Regions from separate parts of the Homo sapiens genome. Here region 2 is linked to region 1. Evidence: chromatin loops called from intact Hi-C (ENCODE). Cell type or tissue: Caco-2. All regions are shown on one strand. Links, peaks and the distances in the headings refer to the core of each region. The heading gives the core; the rest is flanking DNA.

Region 1 (2,821 bases), core at 12-2,511:
ATAGAAGAATGAATATAAAATATGGTAGGTCAGCTGGTGAGTACAGACATAGGGAAGTCTGAGGGGCAGGGATGAAGAGAGTCACCATGGCTGCCCCAGTCTCCTGTGTCAGGCCAGGCAGTCAGTCACAATTTTAGACAGTGAGGGTGATGTACAGGTGGGATGAGAAAAGGATCTTGGCGTTCTGACGACGGCCAAAAATGCAATCAGGAAGGACCTGGGATCACTGACTCATAAGTACAGACAGGCCGGAAATTAGTGTCTCAAAAGCCTGGCAGAGGCAGCAGGACCCAGTTCTCGGCCAGGGTTCAGCTCAGAGCGTCAGGGCCTAGAGAAACCCTGGGCCTCCACCCTGTTGCAGACTGAGGCACTGCCTTGGGGCTCGGATGCAGAGCCAGTAAGACTTAATGAAAAGCAGGCTGGATCTGGTCTCTAAAAAATGGCCGTGGATTTTTGGAAAATGTATGAAAGGAAGGAAGTGAAGACTGTAGAGGAAGTGTTTCCTGTTAATGATGTGGAGAACAAAGTGCTTGGTGAATCCCTGGTGTGCAGCTCACACTGAGCAGTTCTGGTCTGTGAAATGCCACACTCGTGGCAAACCTAGAGCAAGAATCTGAGAAAGCAGTTAAGTGGCAAGTGAGCTTTGTTTTGGGTAAGTATAATAGTTCATTTGGGGAAAATAAATTCTGTGCTATGACAGGGATGGTGAATTCTGGGTGCTTGTTCATGAAACAGAAAAAGGATGGGCTCGTGGATGGATTAAACCTGAGAACCTGCAACGCCACCCTGATTTATCCAAAAGGGCTGTAGAGAACTGCTTGTTTCTTTGAAGATTCAGTCGATGATACAAAATTATACAATATTCTGGAGTTGTGGTTGCAGCTAAAGATACATACAGTATAGCCTGAAAAGGTCCAAAGAAAAGGAGGTAAAACACTCTATCTTTGAGCAGCCTCTCAGCTTCAGCACTGCTGACATTTGGAACCAGATATTTTTGGTTGTGTAGGGCTGTCCTGTGCGTTGTAGGATGCTTAGCAACACCCCTGGTCTCCACCCACGAGACGCCAGGAGCACCCTCTTCCGACAAGTAGTGACAACCAAAAATGTCTGCAGGCATTACCAGATGTCTCCTAGGGAGCAGAATTGCCCCCAGGGGAAAACCACTGACCTAGAGGATAAGTTGACCTGAAAAAGATAAGAAGGGAATGTTGTTGCAATCTTCAAAACCTGTAAAGTGGGGTGGGTTACACACATTTATCCATGGACAATTGTCTCTTGAAGCTTGATGTCAATTTCTTACTGAATCGAAATCTTTCGTAATGAATACATATCTTAAGAATTTGTAAGTCATAACCGTTGAAAATACAAATGTGGTCCAGAAGTGTTTTGAGGGACTCCTGGAAAGTGACTCACTCAACTGCTTTGTGGAAGGATAGCCTTGTCTTTCCACCACACATTCCCAGTGCAGCCGAGAGAGGGAGTTTTGGCTTCGCTAAGAGCAGAGTGCTGTTTCTTCTGTTTTTTGTTTTTCATCATTTATGGACAAAATTCTGTAAAGTATACCTGGTTTTAGGTGGATAAAAATAAAACAAGTTGAAGGTTCCATTCAAATATTGACATCCCCTGAGTTTCTGCTTAATTTCAGAATATAATTTTTAAGGATACTTTGTTTCTGTTTCTCTAACTACTACTACTACTGCCCCTTGTGTTTTTCTGTAACATGTATTTTTTCCTCTCCTTCCAGGAAATATTGGAAATTCTTTTATGATTGATCCTGTCTTGGGCTCTATTAAAACTGCCAAAGAATTAGATCGAAGTAACCAAGCGGAGTATGATTTAATGGTAAAAGCTACAGATAAGGGCAGTCCACCAATGAGTGAAATAACTTCTGTGCGTATCTTTGTCACAATTGCTGACAACGCCTCTCCGAAGTTTACATCAAAAGAATATTCTGTTGAACTTAGTGAAACTGTCAGCATTGGGAGTTTCGTTGGGATGGTTACAGCCCATAGTCAATCATCAGTGGTGTATGAAATAAAAGATGGAAATACAGGTGATGCTTTTGATATTAATCCACATTCTGGAACTATCATCACTCAGAAAGCCCTGGACTTTGAAACTTTGCCCATTTACACATTGATAATACAAGGAACTAACATGGCTGGTTTGTCCACTAATACAACGGTTCTAGTTCACTTGCAGGATGAGAATGACAACGCGCCAGTTTTTATGCAGGCAGAATATACAGGACTCATTAGTGAATCAGCCTCAATTAACAGCGTGGTCCTAACAGACAGGAATGTCCCACTGGTGATTCGAGCAGCTGATGCTGATAAAGACTCAAATGCTTTGCTTGTATATCACATTGTTGAACCATCTGTACACACATATTTTGCTATTGATTCTAGCACTGGTGCTATTCATACAGTACTAAGTCTGGACTATGAAGAAACAAGTATTTTTCACTTTACCGTCCAAGTGCATGACATGGGAACCCCACGTTTATTTGCTGAGTATGCAGCGAATGTAACAGTACATGTAATTGACATTAATGACTGCCCCCCTGTGTTTGCCAAGCCATTATATGAAGCATCTCTTTTGTTACCAACATACAAAGGAGTAAAAGTCATCACAGTAAATGCTACAGATGCTGATTCAAGTGCATTCTCACAGTTGATTTACTCCATCACCGAAGGCAACATCGGGGAGAAGTTTTCTATGGACTACAAGACTGGTGCTCTCACTGTCCAAAACACAACTCAGTTAAGAAGCCGCTACGAGCTAACCGTTAGAGCTTCCGATGGCAGATTTGCCGGCCTTA
Region 2 (2,821 bases), core at 281-2,780, 63 kb before region 1:
GACTTTAGGCAATAGATTCAATAATTAAATATTAAAATGAGATTTGTATTGAGGCAGAGGGTTGCATTTCAACAGAGCAGGCCCAGATGTTGAGATTACTATATTGATTTAATTATGCCAAGATGCTTTCATTGAGCCCTTGGAAAAAAGAACACTCATTCAAAAATTGACACATATTTTATTCTTCATTAGCTTAGTGTTGCATACTTACATAATTCTGGTATCTCATAAAAACTGCAATATAGAGTCTGATTTACCAATAAAATGATGAATGTGGAGGAAGAATGCAGGAAAAAAATCGCTACATGTTTTCTTCAGAATGTCGGGGGGGGGTGAAAATTCTCAAATAATTATGGTGCACAAACTTTCTGCCTTCCTGCACCATGGGGAACTCTTCTAAAGGCAGCAGTACCAAATGAATGCATCTTTAATCATCTGGAAGTAAGAAATCCATTATTTTTCTAAACCAGACAGTAGTTGTCTGTTTTAATGGAACAGTTGGTTGATTACAGCTCTTCAGGCCTTTATTTGCTGACTGCCCATAGATATTTGAGTTCCAGCTTCCAGGATTGTCATAAGTGAGTCAGAGTCCAAGAATTTAGAGTAGGAATCTGAGGTTGATGAATTTACTTTGGTGTAGAGAGTTTAACTGAGGGAAGTAGATTTCCTTATACAGATTCTCACAACCGGTGTGCTTACAGCTTGCTGGCTGCTTAGAGACGGACTCATCTACAAATGCAACCTACCAGATAGAGCAAAGCTCAGGACCTGCCAGTATTCTCTTTTTTAGTAGAGAGAGCAATGCTCACCTCAGTTGAAGGGAATACGAGTCTCTTACAGATGTCTTGACTGTCTTTTACAGTAACCAAATGTATGTTGGTTTTATAGAAATCAGAGTTATGTTTTAATTGTAGAATACCATATGTAGAAAGCATTATGCAGGTTGAAAATAACCACTGGTTAAGTGCTTTGAAAAGTTAAAGGAACCTCTGAGATGCAGTCAAAGGAAAAGTTAACCAGAGTCAAAAAATACTGACTGCGTAATCCTTACCTAAGGAATATAATCAGAAACACTAAAGCAACCCCAGGCCACATATGCTGGTTAGAAACTCTGCTGTGAATTTTAGAAAATCTTAGTGAAGATGTTTCATTTGAGATAGGAATTTTTAACCTTCATATATTTTATGGTGTTACTGAAAAATAGAGGGGTTTGGCTAAGTTGCTCTTATTGTGGTGGTGGTTTAACGTTCTCTACGGTTCCGTATCCTATCAGCTATTGGACATTTTATTTAAGGATATAGAAATGTTTCGTTACAGCTTATTCATTCATGAAATGTAAGACTTATTCTTCCTTTCCCTGTGAGAAGAGCCTTTGCCTTTCTGGAATGCTTTGTTTGATCTCAGTGTAATGCCCTTGGAGTGCCCTTCCTGTCATGAAAGAAAGGTGAGGTGAATCAAAGTAACGCCAGATAAGGCAGGAATGTGCGCTCCTGGTTACTCCTGTGTCACTCTGGCTTTGAGACTGTGGCTGTATACTTTACCTTTCTTGCCCAAGGGATTAGCGAGGGCACTGGCTGACTTTCTTCCCTTTAGATAATGTTTCATGCACAAATCAGACTTGCCTGCTTCCTTCCTGAATTCATGACTTGGTTGTGGCATAAAAGGAGTTGCCGAAATAAGAAGAGATGAGCATTTCCAGTTAGTCAAAACTAAACAGAGTAGCAAATGAAAACCACGCCTCCTCTGTTTAATATGTTACGCCCTATCCAGAGGTGACCGTTTTTGTTTAAATTTGTTAAATTAAAACAATTGTTACCCTGTTTGTATTACGTGTCTGAAAGTGTTTCACTGTGCTGCGTTAATACTGGTGGGGTAAAGGGAGTTTGGGTTTTTTTTTTTTTCCCTCTTATCCCCCAAGTTAGTGATTAACATCCAGTCATTCACTTGTGAGAGGAATGTTAGTTGCTTTAGAAAATACATGGTAATTATTTAAAGTGTCCTAAAGAAATGTGGTAGCTGTTTCATTCTGTTGAAAACGGGCCGAGCGTCAGTTCCATTTTCTGTGCATGGCAGTGTTCGGGCGGAGGCAGGTGCATCCCGGGGAGGAGCACAGTTCATGGTCCTACGTCTCCTACGAGAGCCGACAGGAAATCTGCAAGAGTACCTTCAGCCCCTCGCAGATACTGTCCTGGCCCTTCTAAAGCATCCCCTTCCCAGGGTCCAGCACGGAAGCACTCCTATAACTGTGCAGTGAGACCTTCATCTGGGATTGGATATAGTTATAATTGGAGAGGAGATTCAGTCTAGATGAGACGATTAAACAACAAGAGAATGTAGTTTAATATTGTCAAATACCCATAGTTCATAATGACCTGAGTTGGCAGTTAAGACTCCTATGTAATGAAGAATTTCTTACAGATTTAATACATTCTTAAATACAGTAAACAAGAAAAATCCTGGCTTATTTTATTCAGTAGGTAAGCATATGTTTATAGTTCTATTTAAACTGTTAATTTACTTATTCAATTATTTGGATAAGTGAATTATGTAATGCCTGTGTGTTGGCTCGGTGGATTTAATGAAGTAGCAATCTTACTGTTTTGTAGCTATTGAAAAACAGCTGAAAAACTCAGTTTTGTTAACTATTACATGCAATGTTTTGTGATTAAAAAAAAATTCCCTCTGAATCTTTTTGGAAGGATCACTGAGGGAATTTAACCACTTTTACATTTTTCATAGGGATCTCTGATACCCAAAAGGATTAATAATAACTCCAGAGGGAGCAGAATGAAGCTCTCCATTCTGGTGATCCTTGATGGGT

Evidence for each region. Peaks named below come from ENCODE experiments on the same cell type or tissue, not always from the same donor. Only the 100,000 strongest peaks of a DNase experiment are listed, where the experiment ranks them.
Region 2: it touches region 1 in a loop (9-fold over the local background); 2 of 110 quality-filtered maps call a loop at or near these places.

Annotation. Positions count from the first base shown.
Region 1 is chr4:186,620,699-186,623,519 of GRCh38, reverse strand. FAT1 (FAT atypical cadherin 1) reads left to right here. Exons shown (of 27, transcript NM_005245.4): 10 at 1,745-2,821. Among named protein-coding and RNA genes, the nearest start is that of MTNR1A, 67 kb to the right of the region's middle. RefSeq lists enhancers at 1,223-1,392, 1,650-1,819 and a cis regulatory region at 1,734. In Caco-2, for the core only: no CTCF peak of the experiment used is centred there; a DNase peak (open chromatin) is centred at 1,119.
Region 2 is chr4:186,683,751-186,686,571 of GRCh38, reverse strand. All of the region lies in intron 2 of FAT1 (FAT atypical cadherin 1), which reads left to right. Among named protein-coding and RNA genes, the nearest start is that of FAT1, 39 kb to the left of the region's middle. In Caco-2, for the core only: no CTCF peak of the experiment used is centred there; DNase peaks (open chromatin) are centred at 682 and 1,501; H3K4me3 peaks cover 767 bases.